Regions from separate parts of the Homo sapiens genome. Here region 2 is linked to region 1. A link is an interaction called in ENCODE POLR2A ChIA-PET data of the cell type or tissue named here. Cell type or tissue: PC-3. All regions are shown on one strand. Each heading gives the region's core, and the rest is flanking DNA. Links, peaks and the distances in the headings are about the cores only.

The links. ChIA-PET counts read pairs that join two places held together with the same protein. Peaks named below come from ENCODE experiments on the same cell type or tissue, not always from the same donor. Only the 100,000 strongest peaks of a DNase experiment are listed, where the experiment ranks them.
Region 2: POLR2A ChIA-PET joins it to region 1 with 6 read pairs; 3 of 35 experiments call an interaction of 5 or more read pairs at or near these places.

What each region holds. Positions count from the first base shown.
Region 1 is chrX:12,984,076-12,995,851 of GRCh38, forward strand. No RefSeq gene overlaps it. Among named protein-coding and RNA genes, the nearest start is that of TMSB4X, 15 kb to the left of the region's middle. RefSeq lists an enhancer at 522-701, a cis regulatory region at 626-1,287 and a silencer at 3,106-3,302. In PC-3, for the core only: no CTCF peak of the experiment used is centred there; a DNase peak (open chromatin) is centred at 4,946; H3K27ac peaks cover 2,775 bases.
Region 2 is chrX:13,119,736-13,131,511 of GRCh38, forward strand. No RefSeq gene overlaps it. Among named protein-coding and RNA genes, the nearest start is that of FAM9C, 81 kb to the left of the region's middle. In PC-3, for the core only: no CTCF peak of the experiment used is centred there; a DNase peak (open chromatin) is centred at 4,426; H3K4me3 peaks cover 303 bases; H3K27ac peaks cover 1,578 bases.

The DNA.
Region 1 (11,776 bases), core at 2,209-7,208:
AAAAGAAAAGAAAGTAAAAAAGAATATAATCTGAATGGGTTTTTTTTGAAGAAAGGATAGTAATTATATAACCCTGAATTTGTCATTTCAAATATCATTGATAACTTGAGCTAGGAAGGTGAGAGCACCGTGAGTTCATATATGCAAATGTAAATTCTCAAAGCCATACGTGCATGCCTAAGGCATTCCTCTAAGGTTCCACTGACTTTCTCTGTATAAGCTCCGTGTTATAACAGGTGTATAAATATACATGCAACATGCATCGAGAACAAACATATTGGCATCTAATGTTTGGAACCTTCCGCCTATCAGGGCTTCTTTTCTGAAATAAGTCATGAAGTTTCCCAACAGGAGAGATGGATACCAAAAATAAAATCCATTTAAGTCCTCAACCCATTCAAATAATAAATCCTTCAGATTAGAAAGAGGTGAGGTCAATTGAATCTAACATAGACATTAAGAACTATCTGCCCCAAAGAAGGCTACTCCACACTTTTGACCATATTCCTTTGAAACAGGGAGGATTCATGTTCTCTCTCCTCTCCTGGAAGCTGACAGATACCCATGTATGATGTTGACATTTATGTATGTCTAGAATGCCTAAGGCATTTGGCTTGGCCAAGGCCGGTTGTGACTTGGCCCCCTGCCACCATTCTTTGTACCACAGGTGTTTCCAAGTAGGATCTCATTCGAGTTGGGAGGGTGAGTTAGGGCTTTAGACCACAGGAGCAGCTGAGGGAAAACTGTAAGGGGCCAGGCTTAGCCAAGAAAAGAAGGCTGAGAAAGATCCAAACCAGACAGCTGGCTACCATTCTAACCTCTATCCCCACCCCAGCGCTACCACACTTCAGGCCACACCCTACCCAGAGTGTGGTTTTCAAACCACAGGCTGTGTCGTAGGAAATCAATTTATTGATTCTTGCCAGCATTGAAAACAAAAATTAAAAAAAAAAAAAGACAAAATAAATCACTAAAAAGAAATCAAGCAAGAATTTTCAGAACTCCCCAGCATGGTAAGGGTAACTATTGTTTATCAAACTTCTGTTTGAGTTATTTATGAGGGGGAGAGATGACTGATCTGTGATGTACAATGTTTCTTTCAGTGTGAGTCAGACTCACACTTGTCAAGACTTCCATCCCCCAGCCTCCTGCCTGCTTATGGCCTCAATTCCTTTCTTTTCTCTGTCTAGCTTCGACTCCTAATCACTCACTTCAGATTGATTTTAAACCCTTTCCTCCCCATGTCCAGCTGAAGTCTTCCTTCATGCCCCAGTCCTGAATCCACTCCAAGAACCTGTTTGCCATTTTTTCACCCAGGCTCCCAAGTACTAACAGATAAAATATACACTTTGCCATGCTGTCACCTCAAAATTTGTCACTTGTTCCTGGTCAACTTACTATTAGCTGTGCCACCTTCAGAAACTTCGTAACTTCTATGAGCTTCACTCTTCTCACCTGCCTAATGTGGAAGGGGATGGCCATGACACATGGGGTTGCTGTGAGAGTTGAAGGAAATATGTACATTGTAGGTGCTCAGTATATGGTCTCCTTTATTATTACAACAGCCTCTTAGTTCACAAATCAATGCACTATTATTACATGAAATACTTCTTGACCTCTTTGTAGCCTTGTGTGTGTGTGTGTGTGTATGTGTGTGTGTGTGTGTGTGTGTGTGTGTGACAGGGTCTCACTCTGTCACTCAGGCTGGAGTGCAGTGGTGCAATCTTGGTTCATTGCAGCCTCTCCAACTCCCAGGCTCAGATGATCCTCCTGCCTCAGCCTCCCAAGTAGCTGGGACTACAGGTACATGCCACCATACCCCAGCTAATTTTTTCTCTGGGTAGCTGTGATGGTTAATACTGAGTGTCAACTTGATTGGATTGAAGGATGCAAAGTATTGATCCTGGGTGTGTCTGTGAGGGTGTTGCCAAAAAAGATTAACATTTGAGTCAGTGGGCTGGGAAAGGCAGACCCACCCTTAATCTGGGTGGGCACCTTTAATCAGCTGCCAGCATGGCTAGAATATAAAGCAGGCAGAAAAACATGAGAAGACTAGACTGGCCTAGCCTCCCAGCCTACATCTTTCTTCTGTGCTGGATGCTTCCTGCCCTCGAACATCAGACTCCAGGTTCTTCAGTTTTGGGACTTGGACTGGCTTTCCTTGCTCCTCAGCTTGCAGATGGCCTACTGTGGGACATTGTGATTATGTGAGTTAATACTTAATAAACTCAGTTCTGTCCCTCTAGAGAACCCTGACTAATAAAGTAGCTTTTGACAATGCTGACCACACTCTACTTTCTGAAACCCTCTCCTCTCTCACCATTTTTAGTCTCTGGCTTCTCTATTCCACCAACATCTCTGATTGCCTTTTCTCTCTTACCCCGTAAGTGTTGTTGCTCCCTGGTTTGAATCTTTTGCTTACCTCTTTTGGTGTCTGACTTCACTCTACAGACTAGAGGCTAGGTCTTTAGTTTCTAGATTTCTTTTGAGTTCTGAGCTTCACCTCGTCTTATCTCTGCAAACAGAAACCCCAGATAGCTGCTCATTCCTGCTCCAACTCTTGCTTCTGTTTCAGGGCCCAGTGTCTCAGCAAAGACTTAGAACATGGTGCTACTTTCTTCCTCTCCCAAGAAGTCATGTGAGTCACTGTGTTAACTTTAAAAAAAAATCGTAATTTCAAATTTACAGAAGAGTTGCAAGAATAGTTAAAAGAATTCCCTATATCCTTTACTCAGATTCACTAATTGTTAACATTTTACCACATTTACTTTCTCTCTCACCTCTTTTTTTTCTGAACCATTTTCTGAACCCTTTGAAGGTCCCTCAGCTTATATTTCCTAAGAACAAGAATATTATCTTACATAACCACAGTGCAATGATTAAATTCAGGAATTTTAACATCAATGCTGTGATATTGTTATCTAACATAAAGTCCATATTTAAATGTTGCCAGTTGCTCCATTGTCCTTTACAGCCCTTTTCTTCCTCCTCATCTGGGATCCAATCCAGGATCATGCATCACATTGAGCTGTCATGTCTCTTTAACCAGGAACAATTCCTCAGCTGCTCTTTTTCTTTCAAGACAGTCACATTTTTGAAGAATATGAACCAACTGGTTTGTAGAATTTCTATCATTTTGGGTTTGCCTGTTGTTTTTTTCATGATTAGAGTCAGATAATTCGGGGTAGGAAAACCGATAAAGGATGTTGTGTCCTTCCTGGTGCCTCACATCAGGACGCACGTGATGCCGATTTGTCCCATTCATTGATAACTTGGATCACTTGTCTAGATGGTTGCCACCAGATTTCTGCATTGTAAGGCTATCATTTTTCCCACTGTAATTAGTAAGTAACCTGGGGGAGGATAGTTGGAGGCTCAGGCTCAAGTCTCCTGTTCTTCCTCAAACTTCCACCAAGTAGTTTTGGCACTTATTGATGATTCCTGCCTGAATTGATTTTTTCTATGATGTCAGCAAAAACGGTGAATTTATGACACTATCATTTCTTTTTTTTTTTTTTTTTTGAGACGGAGTTTCACTTTGTCACCCAGGCTGGAGTGCAATGGCGTGATCTCGGCTCACTGCAACCTCCGCCCCTCAGGTTCAAGCAATTATCCTGCCTCAGCCTCCTAGGTAGCTGGGACTACAGGTGTGTGCCACCACGCCCTGCTAATTTTTGTAGTTTTATTAGAGATGGGGTTTCACCATGTTGGCCAGGCTGATCTTGAACCCCTGACCTCAGGTGATCCGCCTGCATTGGCTTCCCAAAGTGCTGGGATTATAGGCATGAACTACTGCGCCTGGCCCCTATCATTTCTTCTAATGTGACTTACCATTTTCTTATGTTCTAACCTGTATGTATAAACCAACAAAAATGCAATTTCAAAATTTATATGCTAACAATAATAAAAATAACAGTAGCTTCTATATGTTGGCCCATGGGCTTGTCCTGCCTGACTAGACACAACATTATAGAGGTGCAATGTTGCAAGGAACATTTTCAAAGACTTTGAGAATGTGGCTGATGCAAGCTTGTGCTGTCATTTCAGTCTTTAAGAGTCGGCTTAGGGCTTGTTTGCAACTGACATCCTCGTGTGTTATGGCTGTGATTTTAAAAGAGAATAGAGATACATGTATGTAAACCACATTCATGTTCAGTTCATACTAGATCTTTAACATTAATTTTGATTGACCAAAAATATTATTCAGTTCTCGTAATCTGGCAGAGAAATGTCTGTCATTAGTTCTGTGGGGCTACAACAAAGGCTTGAGGTGTCGAGGAATCAGGCAGAGGCAAATCCTTTTCAGGTTCCTGCTAGATAACAGATGTTTGCATTATAAAGGAAAACTAAACACAACTGGAATAATTGGGCGCGGCATTCAGAACTGTCACTTCTGCAAGTGCACCATAGGAAGAAGGCCTCTGCTCTTCCTCTGAGAATCAAGAGGTGGTCTCAAAATTGCGAGCTTGGCCAAGCGTGGTGGCTCACACTTGTAATCCCAGCACTTTGGGAGGCTGAGGCAGACAGATCACCTGAGGTCAGGAGTTTGAGACCAGCCTGAGCAACATGGAGAAACCCTGTCTCTACTAAAAATACAAAATTAGCCGGGCATGGTGGTGCACAACTGTAATCCCAACTACTCGGGAAGCTGAGGGAGGAGAATCGCTTGAACCTGGGAGTTGGAGGTTGCAGTGAGCCGAGGTTGCAGCATTGCACTCCAGCCTGGGCAAAAAGAGTGAAACTCCATCTAAAAAAAAAAAAAAAATTGCGAGATTGATTTTGGTCAGGTGCCTACGTTTCCGTAAGCCTTAAACAAACATCACCCATTCTACTGGTCAAACACACCTTCCTAACACCAGCGTGAGAGGAATGAAAAGGTAGAGCGCTTCAAGGGTGTCTGGCCCTCTTCCATTTTCTACCTGGAAAAAATATCTTCATCCACGTACTGCTGTTTGCTTATAACAATTGTGCCCTGTATTATCTGAGTCTCGAGGCCAGTGCTAACACAGCTGCATACCTGAACAATGACTCACCCCTAAAGTCATTTTCAAGACACCCTGACCATGAGTTTGTTATGGAAATAAAGAAAAAGTTTATGATTTCAGGGAGACTTGTCCTCCAAAGAGGCAGAGTCCTCAATATGTAATAATAATTAATAGAAATTTCTCTTGTGTTTTTTTAGGGTGGAGCAGCAGATGATCTTTTTAAAGTGTTTTTAATTGTTAAACTTTTTGGAACACATCCATTTATGTGGTTCAAATATCAAAAGAATATGAAAAATACAGTCCCATTCGACTGATTGCCCTCACTCTCTTGGGATAATGCTTTTTATTAGTTTCTTGTTTAACCTCCGATATATATGCAAAAACAAATATATAGTTGTAATGTCCCCTCCTCTTACACAGTTGGTATTATAAATCATCTTCCTAATATAATATTCTTAAACTTAACATTGTTATTACAAGAATAATGCATATTTATTTGTTTCAAATAAATCAAACAGTATAGAATGGACTGAAAGAGAAAGGGAAAGTTCCTCTTTCAACTCATTTTCCAGAGATAGCTACTGTGAACAGTTTTATGTGAATCATTCCAGATGTTTTCTAATAATAGTGTTAGTGGCAAGAGCTGCTTGTGAAAGTTTTTGGAAAATTGAGAGCCGGTTGTTAAACGAAGTCACTATTAAATGATATAAACTTACAATAAAATAAATTATATGAAAAGTAAAGGTAATAAATGCTTAAAATGCATCACCGCCTAATTATTTTACACATTTTACTATTACTATGCTCTTAGGGTTACTTACATCTACTATATCTGTATGGTGGAAATACTATAAAATGCTGGCTGCAGGCATCTCTTCCCAACTCCTCTTGACGACTTTACACCTCTACTGATGCTATGGTTTAAATGTTTGTCCCCTCTAAAACTCATGTTGAAACTTAATCCCCAATGTGGCGGAATTGAGAGGAGGGGCCATTAAGAATTGATTGAATCATAGGGCCCTACCCTCAAGAACGGACTAATTCATTCACAGATTAATGAATTAATGGGTTGTGATGTGAGGGGACTGGTGGCTTTATAAGAAGAGGAAGAGAGACCTCAGCTAGCATGCTCAGCCCCCTTGCCATGTGATGCCCTGTACCGCCTCAGGACTCTGCAGAGAGTCCCCACTGACAAGAAGGCCCTCACCCCAGATGTGGCCCTTCAACCTGGGACCAGCCTCCATAACTGTAAGAAATAAATTCTGTCCGGGCATGGTGGCTCATGCCTGTAATCCCAGTGCTTTGGGAGGAAAAGGTGGGAGGATTACTGGAGGCTAGGAGTTGGAGACCAGCCTAAGCAACACAGCAAGATCCCGTTTCTAAAAAAAAAAAAAAAAAAAAAAAAAATTTTAATTAGCTGGGCATGATGGCATGCACCAGTGGTCCTAGCTACTCAGGAGGCTGAGCCCAGTAGTTTGAGGGTGCAGTGAGCTATCATGCACCACTGCATTCCAGCCTGAGTGACAGAGAGAGACCCTGTATCTAAGGAATAATAATAGCAAATAAATAGAAAAAAATCATTTTCTCTATAAATTATCCAGTTTCAAGTATTCTGTCATAAGCCACAGAAAATGGGCTAAGACAATTGACATAGTATATAAAATATAACCCCCCAAAATGACTCAAAAATAAGAAACGTAAAGGTGCAACTAAAATGCCAATACAATACTTTTAAATTTAAAGAAAATTAGCATTACAGTAAATGGCATTGCTTAGTCAGGAAAAAACGTGGCTAACTCTCATGGATGTACAAATGCCCTTTTCCTTTTTTTATTCAAATACCCAAGTAGACAAGACCTGTCTTCCCTCATCCTGGAAAGCCCCCTCTTTGATTTGACAAATATTCTATGTAGATGCTCTCTCCTCTAGGAGGGAGAGATTAATCTCCCCAACATTCACACTTGAAGGCGGGCTAGATTTAGTAACTTACTGACAAAAATCCTTGTATGGAACCAGAAGGGAAAAACAGTAATATTACAGTAGAGAAATTTGGCAAACACCCCTTTAACTAACTGATGAAGACTAACATCACGAGTGATGTCATGCAGACATCATGTACCCTCCAATATGTTGTGATGAGAAGGGCACTTCACTGACTCCAAAAACCCATATCCCCAGTGTACAAGAGGAAAAGTTTCCTCAGTGCTCCTAGGGTTCATGGCTAGGTCTGAAATAAAACTGACAAAGACAGATTAACAGGAAAAAACGTACACATTTATTTAATCAAAGTTTTACGTGACACAAGAGCCTTCAGAAATGAAGAGCCAAAGACCCAGGGAAAACTTTCCATTTCATGCTTAGGTTCAACGAAGAATGGACAGCCATGCAGCAATGTGATTGGACAAAAGGGTATCATCTAATGGTAACAGACTAAGGTGGGAAACCCAGTAAGGCCTCTCTATTCCAATTCTTCTTGGTCTCTCTGTGTAGCTTTCCTTCCTCCTGAGTATGGAGCAGGACCCCTCTGGAGTGAGGGTCTTATGACCTACAGTCAGACAAGGTAGGTCAGAGAATTTCTTTATGATCAGCTCCTACACAGAAAGGCGAAGACATTTAATACTTCCAGGCTCTGTGGCTTGATCTGAAGAACAGGAGTTCTAGTTTCTATGGCTTCCTTTGGGGGAGAAAGAGGAACAGGAGAAAGAAGAGTAGGAGAAGGTCAGAGAGAGATCTTGTTTCTGAGGCCCTGTCAATCTCCTTCAGTTCAAAGTATTCGTTGTGACAAGGCACCATATTTTGCGGTATTGTGTCTGAGCTCTGACATCAGTCTAATGGAGAAAACATCAGGCAAACCCAAATTGAGGGACATTCTACAATATAGCTTACTGGTACTGCTGAAAATTGTCAAGGTCATGAAAAGACAAAAAAAAAAAAAAAAACTCACAGAGGAGAGAAGACCAAGGGGACATGACAACTAAATGCAATGTGCTATTCTATGAACAGCAAGAACAGAACAGAGAGAAGAAAGAAGTATTTAAGGAAGATATTTAACAGAAAATCTGATGAAATTGGAATAAAGTCTTGAGTTTTGTTAATAATTTCATACTTTTTTTTTTTTTTTTTGAGACAGGGTCTTACTCTGTTGCCCAGACCGTAGTGCAGTGGCACAATCTTGGCTCACCCACAACCTCCACCTCCCAGGATCAAGCGATTCTCCTGCCTCAGCCTCCCGAGTAGCTGGGACTACAGGCATGCACCACCATGCCCAGCTAATTTGTGTACTTTTAGTAGAGACAGGGTTTCACCATGTTGGCCAGGCTGGTCTTGAACTCCTGACCTGAAACGATCCACCTTCTTCGACCTCCCAAAGTGTTGGGATTACAGGCATGAGCCAATGAGCCCAGCCAACAATTTTGTACTATGGTTAATTTCTTAGTTGTGACAAGTATACCATGCCATAAGAGTTTAACAATGGAGAAATTGGATGAGGAATAAATGGGAACTCTGTTCTTAAAGTTTATTTCATAAAGCCAAACAACAAAAAGATAACATCTTTTTATTGGATATCGAGTATTCAACATAAATTTGTTTTTTATAATTCAATACTCCTCATGTACTGTTCTTGTGCAGACCAAACGTTAACGTGGTAAAGACCTGTTTTCTATTTGCAGCAGGATATGACAGGTTGTTTAGTGTATAATGCAGCTAAAATCAAGACTATAGGTTTGACAAGGGCTTCTTAATTCTGTTTGATTCCATATTCATAGTCTCAGTCCTAGCTTTGTCCAGAGAGACCTTGTACAAATGTATACTGTTTGAATCGGAGTGGGTAAATGCTCTCTGTCCTCTCCTCCCCAGCCTCCCAGAAAATAACTGAAAGCACATGTTCTCTTGAAGGAGAGCCAGCAGTGCTATCTTTTTGTATGAAGACTTGCTTGATTATAATTAAAACTTTCATTTGACTATTAAAAGTAAAGAACAGCTATAAATTAAGGTAGCAATATTAAAACCTCTGGAGGTAAGTCTAAAAAGCCTCTCTGTAATTAGAGAACTACAAAACTTAAGGAACACTAATTCTTTTCGGCGTCAAGGTCTCATTTTGCCAGGAAGCTGGTATTTTGTAAATTGCAGCTCTTCCAGGGCTGAGGACAGATTTTGATTCTTGCTTATAACTGTTACCTGAAATTTTTTGCCCTTTATGAACTGGGCTATGAATTAGAAGACTGATTTCTTATCCTGATTGAATATGTGAGGATTTGGGTGGCCTAGGTTATGTCATGACCCCTGTAGATTAGAGTTTCCAAATTTGTCTAGCTAGATGTTGGCCTATTAACCTTCTTTGGCTCTTCCAGTTCAAAAGAGTTGAAGTTTTTGTATTAATGAAAATAATACTTCCTAACACCACTTCTCCTTAAAAATAGAAGGCATTAGTTAACCTTGGGCAGTGGATTTGGTTAGTAATAGTTTGTATATTCTTCCCTGCACTTTACCTTTCCAAATGCATGTGTGTATATCTAAATATAAATGTATGTGTGTATACATATATATACATACACATCATACATGTGAACACATACACACATATATAGTCATTTCACTTTAATATGATGAAAAATAAAATAAAAATTTGTATTTGAAACCACAATAAGGACATATACCAATAGATTTCTTATTAAGTCTTACTAAGTTAAACTAGGGAATTGTGGTCTGATGGGCCTTATCCTTCACTTTAAGGAGAATTTTGCCAGGACAATCTGAAAAGTCTAAATTGGCCTTGAGTTCATTCCCTGTCTTTTTCCATTTGACAGTCTTAATATTTGTACTTTCTCTTTATAGATCTTACTCCTTAGTTTTTATCTCTTTTTTTCTCCACTGGATTAAAACAAACAATGAGCTTTAAAAAGAACACTTCTTCTGGTAGATATCTCCAGAGAGCTTATATTTACTTTAAACTGAATTCTTGCCAGACCGCCCAAGTGGATACTCCTGATTTTTCATTATCCATCAACATATTACACCATAATGGATACAATGGCATACAAATTGTGTAGCCAAGCACCAAGCAAAGCCTTGACAGTCCACTAGGACAAGACAGAATTTTGAGAACATTTTTCTGTTTAGTTCTAGAAAAATGGTCCACATCTTTCTCTCTTTCTCTCCCTCCCTCTTTCTTTCCTTTCTCTTCTTTTTGATGTTTGTAAAAGGCAATATTACACCTATAGTAATTTAACACCTAAGAATTTGGACTCTGAGAAATGGGACTGACACTTGCCATGTTTCCCATTGGCTAAGGAGATACCTTTTCTAAGAATATGCAAACACTGGTAATCCAATCCTTTACGTCTTTTAAAGCTACGCTTGTTTGTTTTATAACATAATGCCAGCAGGACGTTAAGGTCAGCTATATCAGAGATTAAACTGTATATTTGCACTCAAAGCAATAGATGAGGAAGTGGAAAAACCAGACGTATGAGTTTGTCCATGATTATCTTAAGTTGGCAGTGATCTGAATATGGCTGGGTCACTTGATTATCTTGGTTGATTGCCACCAATCATATTTAAGGATTCTGCCATCACATGGCCATTTTTCATAATACTGACTTGTGTATGTTAAAGAGTATAAAGGAGCCAGGCCTGATAGTGCATGCCTGTAGTCTCAGTTGCTTGGGAGGCTGAGGTAGGAGAATTGCTTGAGTCCAGGAGATTGAGACCAGCCTAGGCAACATAGTAAGGCCCCGTCTCTAAAAAAAAATTAATTAAATTATTAAAAAATAGTCTAAAGGACTCTGGTAATTTTAATAGACTATCTGGATCTTCAGTTGTAAGAACCACAAGACATATTTCAGTTTCTTGAGTTTATTGTGCAGAATGAAATGCACATGTAGAACCAGTTCCATTAGCAAAAGTCAAATCAGTCTCCTCTTTGAAGATGTAGCATGATTTGTGGACCTGACCATTATAAGGGCATCTTTTGCTAATTTAATACATATCTATATACCTACTGCTACTTTTGTATCCATAACATTTTTTATTCCATAAAGAGAAATACCTTCCACAATGATTAAGTCATTAACTCTGATAGCATCTCATTATAAATCAGGAGTCAGCAATCTCTGGCCCAAGAGCACAAAACGGTTAGCTACCTGTTTTTCTACAACCTGAGAGCTGAGAACAGTATTTACATTTTTAAAGGACTGGAAAACAAATGAAAAGAAGAATACTATTTCTTGGCATGCAGAAATTATATGACATTCTCCTACCATTTGATCCAGCAATCCCATTATTGGGTATATGCCCAAAGGAATATAAATCATTCTATTATAAAGATACATGCACGCATATGTTCACTGCAGCACTATTCACAATATCAAAAATGTGGACTCAACCTAAATGTCCATCAATGGTAGACTGGATAAAGAAAATGTGGTACATATGCACCATGGAATACTATGCAGCCATAGAAAAGAACGAGATCATATCCTTTGTAGGGACATGGATGGAGCTGGAAGCCATTATCCTTAGCAAACTAATGCAGTAACAAAAAACCAAGTACCGTGTGTTCTCACTTATAAGTGGGAGCTAAATGATGAGAACACGTGGACACATAGAGGGGAACAACACACACTGGGGCCTATTGAAGGGTGGAGGATGGGAGGAGGGAGAGGATCTGGAAAAATCATTATTGGGTACTAGGTTAATACCTGGATGACAAAATAATCTGGATGACAAAGCCCTGAGACACAAGTTCATCTGTATAACAAACCTGCCCATGTAGCCCTGAACTTAAAAGT
Region 2 (11,776 bases), core at 4,332-9,331, 140 kb after region 1:
TTATAAAACTGATTGGAAGGAATGGAGAAGCTTCTCTTGTTGTTACCATTTAGCTCTTTACCTTGATGCTCTATTTTGCTCCCTTAAAGCTTTTAATGGTCCCAGATAAATCAGAGCTTTCACATCACCCTGCCACTTTCTGCAATCTGAATACTCTGTGTCCTAATCTAGGATCGAACAAGTTTAAAAGATCATTTGCTTTTGAACGCGGTTTGCTGAGTCTTTCTACCCTCCATGGAGATCTTCTGCATTGAAAAATTCACAATTCTGGTTCAGCTTGAACTTGGGTTTTCCAAAAGTTTCCACTGGACTCCTTAAGGATGAAAAGAGGAAAGTCTTAGAGACAAGACAGAAGGCAGGCGCTAAGGCCAGCCAGAGCGAAAAAGATTTCTAGGAGTTAGCAGCCAAATAAAACAACGGCAAACAAAACAAACCCAGGCTGCCCTTTCCTCTGCTCTGCAGGCTCTTATCTGTTGGTGAACTCAGCCGCCTCAGTCTAGAATACTCAGCCCCAGCGTCACTGAGAAGGCTGAGTTTGTGCCTGTCCGTCCCAGGTACCTCTCAGCACCCTGCACAGTCTTTGTTCCAGCACATTCCTCATAGTTTTGTAACTATTTGTCCACTGGTCTGTCACCACTAACATCTAGCACCCTCTCGTCTAGTCTGTGTTCCTTGTGTATATTCCTAACTAGTACTAGTGTGTTAACTAGTAGATAAATTCTACCAGAATTTAAATTCTTATTCTCATAGGACAGGGATTTTCGACCTCAGCTCTTTTGACATTTGGGGCCAGATCATTCTTTAGGTGTGGGCTGTCTTATGTATTGTGGGATGTTTAGCAGCAGCCCTGGCCTCGGCCTACTGGACGCCAGGAGCACCCCCCACCCCCCAAATTGCTGCAGTGGAAAATGTTTCCGGGCTTTGCCAAATGTCCCCTGTGGAGCAAAATCTGCGCCGTCCCCCCAAACCTCTTGAGAACCACTGCTGCAGAGTAATACGAAAAATATGGGTTGAATGATTTAGTCCACATGGTCTCTAATCACAGGGACTCTCCAAAGCTATCAAAATTGTCCCTTATTTTTATTTTTTAGAAGAAAGCATCAACGTTTTACTGATGTAACCACCAGCTTCTACTTTAGACACATATTTTAAAATCACATTAAAACCAAAGTTTTTTGTTTGTTTGTTTTTATTTTTGTTTTTGTTTTGTTTTGTTTTTTAAAGTATCCCTGAGAGGTAGGTTTACTTAGCAGGGTCTCTAGGGTAGTAGTTAAGAGCATAGAGTGTGGAACCAACTGCTTCAGTTTAAAATCCAGTTCTACCATAAACCACCTGCATGATCTTGGGGAAGTTACCTAACCTCTCTGTGTGAAATCCTCAGCTATGTAATGATCCAAGTAATCTAAATTATAATGTAGAATAATAATAATACTGCCTGCTGAATAGGGTTGTTGAAAGGGTTAATATTTGAGTTAATATTTGAAAAGCTCTTAGAACAGTTCCCAGCACAAAGTAAGCAAGATATAAACATTAGCTCCAAGCCAAGAAGTACAGGGTTTTCAAAAAGTCTCTAAATTCAAGCACATTTGTTTAGAACTATTTGGAAGCCTTATGTTTCTGCTGCCAAAGGGATCAGAGTAGACCCTGCAATATGTACAAAACATCTCTATACTTCCAACATTTTGGAACTGAATTATAAATTTCCAGTCAGCTCTGTAACTTTCTATTCTTAAGACTTTACTTTCCTTCCGTTGTGACTTCAACTACTCAATGTAGAAAGTAAGAAATACAATGAGTCTCAGAAATAAAATGGGAAATCTCATTGCCTATTGTATGTGCTAGTCAGTGTTTCACACTTAACTACTAGAGGCAAACACAATGGAAACCAGTTGGCTGCCATTTTGATAACACATTCAAGTTTATTTGTGTTCTCTGGGCCATTCATCTCTAGGGAATTTCTCTTTGTTTATTCTTCTTCCCTTTTTGTGTACAAAAAAAGAATTTAAAATATGTTATGCCTTTGTCCTCACTGTGTAGTGGTGTTTAGACTAGCATCTGTGATAATAACAGTATTTGTTGCCATTCTTCAACATTGTATTTTGGAGGCAGCATGGTGTGGGGATGAGGACATGGCTTTGGGGCTCTATTTCCAGTTTTACAACTAACTAGATATGTCACCTTGGGTGAGGCACTTAATTTCTCAATGGCTGTTTCTCCACGTGTATGGTAAAACTGATGTTACTACTCTCATCAGAGAGTTTTAGTGAGACTGAAAGGAAAGTTCATCTTCAGAAGTCGGCACAGAGCAAGACTCATGGTTGAGGTTCTGTAGATATTAGCCATTACCATTCCTAATATCTCACAACCACAGTGGAGGTAATAATTTTTCAAGCAGTTTTATGCTTATTGTCTCATTTGACGAGAGTATTGTTCAAAAAGTAGGGGAAGGTGATTTTAATGAACTGAATATTTATGTCCCTCCCAAATTCACATATTGAAATCCTAACATCCAATGTGATGGTATTAGCAGGTAGGGCCTTTGGGAGGAAATTAGGTCATGAGGGTAGAGACCTCATGAATGAGACGTGTGCCCTTATAAAAGAAACCCCAGGAAGTTGTCTTACCCTCTTTCCTCCTGAAGAAGGATCTCACCAGAATCCAGTCATGTTGGCACCCTGATCTTGGACTTACAGCCTCCCGAACGATGAGAAATAATTTTTTGTTGTCGTTGTTTAAGAAGCCCGTTCTATGGTATTTTGTTATAGCAGCCTGAACTAAGACAGTGAATTTAGCCGCACATTAAAGAGAAGATGACCAAGGCAAAAAGATGGTGAGAAATTTGCCCAAGGTCACCAGTGACTTAGCATCAGTTCAATCTGGAACTGGATCCCCAAGACCCCAAGTCTCATGCACTTTTTTCCACCAGTGCTTCTCAAAAATTAATGTATACTCAGACAATCTGGGAATCCTGTTAAAACACAGATTCTGATTCAGCCAGTCTGGGGGAGGTGCTGAAATTCTGAATTTCTAACAAGCTCTGAGAAGGCGCCAATGCTGCTCGTTCATGGAACCCACTTGGAACAGTGAGGGTCTATAACTGGTTTCATCAACCTCTGGAACTTATGATTCCTTGAAGCTAAACTTTCATCAGAGTTCGAAGAAAAAAAAAGTGTGCAAAAAAAAAAATCACAAAACATATAATGAGATAACTCCCAAAGTTATTATAATCTCACTACTGTGAAGTTACAAGGGAGTTTATTACCAAAATACCCATCGAACTTCAAAGTGTCAGTACAAACAGGCAACCCTCAATTTTGCCAAGGCCTACAATCAATGAAAAGTTTCTATTCTGTTGCCTGATTGGAGGTCCTGCTGGGAGACACAAAAGTCCCTTCCCTCCTTCCCTTCATTTAGCACCAGGGAGTTCATTACCAATGGGGGCTCCATGCAAAAGAACATTTCTCTATCTTCTGAAAATTGATTGCTCCCTCTCTCTGTACATTTGTTTTTCATTTACACAGATATTTCAGCTATTTTTGATTTGTGGTGTAACCTAGGTAACCTAAATCAGCTAAAATAAGAACTAATTCCAACCTCCAGATCAAATGGCAAACCACACCTGAGCTTTGCACAGATCAAGTAGCAGAAGGAATAGCGAGGTTTTTGTGAGGAGGGCTGCCTTCTTTGATCTGATGTGGCCCGGACAGCATGGGAGCCGGTGCAGATGTGTAAGAGAGGCTCAAGTGCCACTTTGGAAGATTCACCAAGAAGAGTGCATTCTTCTCTCTTCTGGTTTCTCCATATTGTTCTTTTGGGTGTTCACTTTCAGATTCTGCTGGCCTTTGCATATTAGAGAAGAGGTTGGCAAACTTTGTCTGTAAAGGGTCAGCCAGTAAATATTTTCGGCTTTGAAGGCCACATACACGGTCTCTGTCACAACTACTCAACTGTGCCCTTTGAGCTCAAAAGCAGCCACAGACAATATGTAAACAATTGGGCATGGCTATGTTCCAAATAAACTTTATTCATGGACACTGAAATCCTAATTTCAATTAATTTTCATTTGTCATGAAATATTATTTTCCTTTTGATTTTTTTTCACCATTTAAAAATGTAAAAACCACTCTGCTTGCAGGCTGTATAAAACCAGGCGGCAGGCCGGAGGACTTGGCTCACAGGCCATAGTTTGTCTACCGTTATACATATTAGAGTCATACAAGTACAGCCAAATGCAACATTCTCATAAAACATAATGTTAAAAATCAGATGGAGAATAGACCTCCAGATTTCCTGCGTTTATGATGACAGCTTTACAGGAAACCAAAACTGTGTGCTGGGGACTGTTCTGGGTATTCTGCAAATGTTTTTTCGTGTTTGTCTTTGGTATATAATACATTCTCATTTCCTAGGGCTGTTTAGTTTGTGAATGTGAAACTGTCGACTTCCTGTGTCAACTTCAAGTAGCTAAGTTTTCCTATTTGTTTGAATTCCTGTAGTGGACCCTCATCTTATATTTATTTATTTTGGCTCCAAAGACTGACCATATTCATAGTAAGAGTTTGGCAATGTAAGTAGTCATTTTCTGCAAAGAAATATATTCTGACCGAATCATTTCACTGAAACCTCCTAAACCATGAACTTTTATTCTAGAACTAATAAGTGTTTGTGGCAAAGTTCTTTAGCCCTTTGGCTTGTACATTTTATGGCTACAAAAAGGTAGTTGGAATTTTTTTTTTTCGTGAAGGAATTTCATGCATAGCCCAGGACTGTTTTAAGTGTAGAATTTATCTTTGCAACATGCATCTTCAACATGCATGTATGCTTTCTGAGTATGTGCAATTATTCTACTTTTGTGTTAGATGTTCTAAGCTTTTGTGTCTTTCTTGTCACATCATATACAGATTCCTTTCAACCATTACCTTATACATACCCTTTAACTTCAATAGCTTTAGCTGTAGGAATGTCTGTAAAGTCACAAAATTAATTTTCTCCAAACACCACATTCATTTATCCCTCCCCTTAGTGGCACGAACTTAACACAAGGCACACGAGCTTTCAGACTTGAGATTCTTTTTTTATGACTTCTTTAAACCATCATCTAATTGTTGATCTGACAGATTGCATACTCAGAGTAAGTTTATTAACCAGAGCATCTTTTTTGATACCATAAAATTAATTTATTTCTGCCCCAAGAGTGCATTTTGGGAGTGGGTTAGTAAGAAACATCTGAATCATAATCATTTTTGGAACATCCCTTGTACTCCATAAAAATAACATTGATTCAGAACCACTCCCAATTCTCTGCTCCTTCAGGAGACAGGATAGTGGAATTGATTAGCGCTCAGCTGCTGAATGCTGAAGGACGCCCACAGGCCTGGAAAAGACTTGGCTAGGCCTCTGCCAATACCCCTGACGGAAGAAGGGAACATTGGTCGGCTCCCTTTCAGATAATGTGCTTGGGTTTTGCCGTACCTTTGAAAAGACATTGAGACATAAAGGCTTTGTCAGAAGAGGAGGAGGATGCAGGAGGGTGAAGGCTGCAGCCTTGGCCCAGCTGAAGTGCCCCACACAAATTTTCAGATCTCTGACATCTGTGTTTCCTCTGGCCTGACCTTTTCCTAGTCCTTCCCTGGCTTAAGGGGTAGCAGTCCCAAGAATACAAGCCTATGTCACAACACCCTGCATGATCAAGGACGTCCCTGGGTGGCCTAACAATAAAAGCACAGCATTCTGGAGGAAAGAACAAAAAATGGACAAGAAGAATGCCAAATAAGCAAATCTGCAATGTCATAAGGGTCAAGGTAGTCAATGTCTGTTTTATTGCCAATTCACAGAACAGAAAAAAATGTAGCTTTAAAACGATAACAACAACAATAAAAGCATATCCACTGGCACATCTTCCTTGTTTTCAGTGATTAATGCTTTGAAGAAAGTTGATTGGAAGAGAAACACAGTCATCTTAAAATACAGACATGTGCTTTTTTGCTTATAAGCAACTGTAGCTCAGAACTCCAATCACTTCTGTTTTGCCCTTCAAATTTCCATCCGTGGTAGACATGTCAAGAAGGAACACCCCATTATTCTCAATTAGCTGCCCTCCTGGAGGAGGTAGGTACACACACGATGCAAAAGTCATTTCTGTTTGACTCAAGATTAATTATTATTGTTATTATTATTATTATTATTATTTTGACACAGAGTCTCGCTCTGTTGCCTAGGCTGGAGTGCAGTGACACACACAATCTTGGCTTACTGCGACTTCTGCCTCCTGAATTCGTGATTCTCCTGCTTCAGCCTCCCAAGTAGCTGGGATTACAGACATATGCCACCATGTATTTTTAGTAGAGACAGGGTTTGCCATATTGGCCAGGCTGGTCTCGAACTCCTGGCCTCCTGCTATCTTTCTGCCTCGGTCTCCCAAAGTGCTGGGATTACAGGCGTGAGCCACCGCGCCTGGCCACCTCAAGATTAATTACATGGTGTCAGTTGCACTAGATGTACCCTTCTGATCTTTGGATGATGCTTGCGTTAGACTAATGTTAGGTGCACTGCTATTCCCTGAGCACACCTTCTGATGAAATGCACCCAAACCCAAAGTTCCCAGAGCTGTCCCATTACAGCTTGAGGAACTTTCCATTGCTATGACCAGAGGAGCAGCAAGATTTCTTCTCTAAAGACCGTGCCCAGGAATCATGTGCTTTCCCATTTGCTTTTTTTGAGGTAACAACCCTTATTCCCACGATGTGTCAACTGAAGCAGAAATCAGTGGACAAGTTTGGTCATTTGTCAAAACTGCACAAAGCTCTTTATTCTAGTGCAGGGTTCTCAGCACTATTGACATCTTGTGCTGGATCATTCTTTGCTGGGGCCAGGGGACTGTCCTGTGTGCTGTAGGATGTTTAGTAGCATCCCTGGCCTTCACCCACTAGATGCCAGAAGCACTCTCCGCCCCTGCCCCCTGTCATTTATGACAACTAAAATTGTCATGGAACATTGCCAATGCCCCCTGGGGGCAAAGTTGCTCCTGATTGAGCACCACTGCTCTGGTATGAGAGAATTGTGGGGGTACACAGGGCAGCCAATCTTATTTATTGCAGTTCGGCTCAGTTTGAATCACCAGTCATTCTTTTCCAGACCTTTGAAGTACAGGACAGGCAGTCATGCAAGGTAAACCGCCATCCCTATGAAGAAAGCGACCCTCCCTTATCTCTAGCTCCTAGTCTGGTGATTAGTTGAATTACATTTTTTTTTTTTTTGCCTGTGAATTTTCTCTTTCCACTGTGCACTTAAAGTCTAGGAACTGTTGACTCACTTTTCTTGGTAACTGGGACACTTTGGCTTCAGATTCCCTCAGTTTCAGATGCCAATTTCCATTTCATACACAAATGTCTTAACTCAAGGGTGCCCCAAGAATCTTGCTCACAGCATATGCTTGAAGGAACGTTTCTGTCCTGGGAAAGGTTTATCTCTGTACATTTTCTTCCTCATAGCGTTTCTTCAACTTTCTCTCTGAGCCTAGTTTTTCACAGTCCTCATTGGCCGTCAGTGATCTCCAAGTCTCTGTTGCCGGTCACCACATTCTCACTACTCAGGAAGCCCTCTTCTGGGACCTCAGTCCTGGGCATTGTCTCTTCACAGACAATCAGTCATCCACAGTAGAGAGAAGAGGGTAAATCTTGGAATTATTGGCTGACTCTTTGTGGGCATCTAAACCTCCCTAAGCAGAATGTCCGCAGCTTTCACTGCATATCCAGAGGGATTTAGTACACACACAAATCTCCAGGCCCTAGCCCATCAGAGGTTAACTGCACTTTGAGATCCTTGGAATAGTGGTTCATACTCTATCCATGATCTTTATGGGAAAGCATTTATTTTATTATTTCAAAAATGCACATTGAACACTACTGTGTACTAGGTACTGTGCTAGGTATTAGGAATTCAGCATTAGTAAGAGAAGCAGTCCCTACTCTTGTGGAGGTTATAATATTGGAATGAGCTGGCTCAAGGAGAAAAGGGTCTGGCACACAACCCTGAATGTGGTCAGTGTCTCCGATCATTTTAGAAAAATTAAACAACAACAAAAACTTGTGCAAGTTTCACAATGGAAGGATCCTTCCATGCATCCATATAGATCCAAAACATTGCTAAGTGAGAGCAAATATCATGAGAAACATGGAGTCTAAGAAAGCAAACAGACAGAAAGCCACATGAACCTTTTGTATCGGGGAAAACTCATACAGGACTTTTGGTCTAAGTTTTTGAAAGAGGAGTGTTAAGCTCAAATACTTCCTCAGAAAACTTAAAGAAAACCTGAAGAATTCATTGAAGTACAAATTGAACTAGAGAAGCCTTCAATGATGATGTGAGGTGTTTTATTTTGGTTTTACCCCTTCATCTTACAGTGCTAGAAAAGAAAAGCTGCTAGATTTGGGGGAGTGGAAAGGTCCTCAAACAACCTGGTTCCTTCATCATTTTGATCTCTTAGCCCTTGGTGATTTTATTCTGCATGGAGAATGGCTATAGGAAAATGACATAGACCATTATTTCTCTTGATTGAGTCATGTAAACATGCTATTGCAAAATATCAGAAGTTATGAGTCAGAAGTTATGCCAGAGACTATTATATAATAGGTTCCCCTATTTTTAGAAAATATGGTCAAAACCCATTTTAAAAACTAGATTTTGATTTTTTGGCATACTATGCCTTGGGGGATCTGTAGCAAGACACAAAGCCATCATATCCCACTCATTAACTGTTAAAGAAACTACTGTCCAGAAAAAGAAAATTGAGAGCACTATGATTGTATTTTAGATCAGAAAGACAAGCAATAGAACTAACATGGTTATTTCAATAAAAACACCTAAGAAATAAGGAAAGTCTTATGTCACTAGATAAGAGAAGGCAGTTTTTCAACAGGGATCTATGGAAATAACACCTTAAAAGACAGATGAGAGAGTTTCAGTTTTGGTGAGAATCATTTGACATACTTCGGAGTGGTTTGATTTTTTTCAAATATTTCCAAAATGAATACATGCTAATATATATTGTATATATATATATGTGTGTATATATATATATATATACATGTATATATACATGTATATATATATACGTATATATATATATGTATATATATATGTATATATATATATGTGTATATATATATATATATATATATATTTTTTTTTTTTTTTTTTTTTTTTTTTTTGAGACGGAGTCTTGCTCTGTCGCCCAGGCTGGAGTGCAATGGCGTGATCTCGGCTCACTGCAAGCTCCACCTCCTGGGTTCACGCCACTCTCTTGCCTCAGCCTCCTGAGTAGCTGGGACTACAGACACCCACTACCACACCTGGCTAATTTTTTTATATTTTTAGTAGAGACGGGGTTTCACTGTGTTAGCCAGGATGGTCTCGATCTCCTGACCTCGTGATCTGCCTGCCTCGGCCTCCCAAAGTGCTGGGATTACAGGCATGAGCCACCGTGCCTGGCCTATTGTAAATATTTTTGAGTCTCCCTGTTGGGATAAGAGACATGTTCGGGCACTGAGAAAACTTAACCTGAGCCCTCTTAACCACCATCAAAGTATCAAAGAGAAGGGAATGGGCACTGGATGACTGAAGAATTGGGATTCTAATGGATAAGAGTCTAACGTGATCACCAAAGGTTTGGTTTCTGAACTCCTAATAGAGAAAGCAGTCATGATCAGAATTGAGTGAGGGCTCTCTGGAAGGAGTAATGTCAGACCAATCTAATATCTTTAAAAATATAAAGTTATTACATTGGTGGGATAGTGATAGGATAAACTTAGGGAGAAGACAATGAACCCATTGCTTTACAACAGACACGATTCAAAGATTCTCCAACACATTTATGATTTCCTACTGGTTGGTATCTAGTAATATGACAAAATACATAAAATATTATTTTTAGAGAGATGAAAGGCCCTGTATTAAACAACACCAATGTTATTTTAAAAAGTCTTGTGATTATGTATATGGTTCTTACTATTTTTCTTTGAACAACAGGCAAGTTGTTTGAGGGCCCATAAAGCGACAGAGATAGTAAATAGATCACAGACATAAATAAAAATATTATCATGTTAACTTACTATTTATAGGCATTTGGAAATTGCACGAAGCATGCATAACAGAAGTTTGACATGGATTATCCCCAGAGCTCTTTCCTGTGACCCATCTAGTGGAAATCATCCCAGAAATCCTAGAGGTTAGGTGTTTTTGCTGGGAGGAATAACACTACTGGAGTTAAACAAACCAACTATTTGGACACTCCCAGTCTCCCCACCTGCAACTGCCTCAGCAGTGGAAACATGAGGCCAGAGATCACAGGAACTCATGTGAAGATGCCTCTAAGTGGTTACTATTCTTGTAACAAATTTACCAACAAAGCACATGGATCTTCAATTATCTCTGTTTAAATTTAAGGAGAAGTGCCAGCACTGAAGGGTAACCTCAAATAGGAGCCCTCTTTTACACACACACATGCACGTGTACACACACACGATACACACATGATAAATAGCAGGACATAATTTGTTTATTTCTCCAACACTTCTCACTCACCAGACTGTCAGATCAATTACCAAGATGACTGAAATAAATAAACACAATTGTAATCCTTTATCACTAGATCACAGAGAAACCATTTCTAGAACCTGAAACTCAGACGAGTCTCTGTTACTGGACAGGGGCGTCAAATGGGAGAAGTAAAGGCTGTTTGAGGCTTGTATTCATTTGAGATGGCACTGGCTTCTGGATCTTTACAATGTGTCTCCCCTCTCCTGGAGGAGAAAATGACTGCTGTGGAGATTAGGATAAATAAAATGCACTTGATTCAGCTTGTTTTTTCTTTGCACCGGAAACTCCATCCAATGCACGTGGCCTTGAAAATAGATGCTGGGCTTGGAAAGAAAATAAGTACCTGCAGAGAGACAGAATTCAGAAGCAAGAAGGATCTTCTCTGGGTGGCCACCACTACCAGATTCCATTTTATTTCTAAAATTATAATTTCTGTGTTCATCCATTTGTTTGCATGGGGCTTTCTCATTTTGCATTGTTTTGTTTATTTTGATTTTGTTCTGTAGTCCAATACCAACACACTGAGGAATAGCTTCTAGGCAGTGTTTATGAACAGCTGAAGGCAAGGATCAAGTTAAATAGCACATATACTCCCAGTGAGATTTTCCTCTTTGCACTTTATAATCTTCACATTGCTAAATTCCTTAAACTACAATTGATTCTCTCTGCAAGAATTGCCAAGACACTGTCAAAGCCAACTTCAAAAAGCTAGAAACACGACCTTTATACAAATATATGGTGAGCATGTATCAAAGACATATTTAATTCATTAATGAGGAAACCAGCATGTAGGAGAAACATAAACACACACACACACACACACACTCTCAGTGGGAAAAAAGTTAAAATGTGATTGCAAAGATAGATACAGAACTCTTGTGTCCTACACGGCAATAAAACTGTAACCTTTGGATTTTGGGGGGGTTTTTGTTTGTTTTGTTTTGTTTGTTTTTTTTTTTGGTTTTATTTTGTTTTGTTTTTTACCGAATAGAAAGGAGCTGCAACTCTACTTTGCAAAAGTCATTTGTAACTTATCAAATTACCAGTTACAATCTACCTTCATAGAGTAGATGCTTCAGATCCTAGTCAGTCATAAATAGGTAAGTCAAACCATGGTGCATTTCCCTAGAGAATGAAATATTCCTGGATGGTTTTGGTAGACAGTGCTTCAGTATGAGTT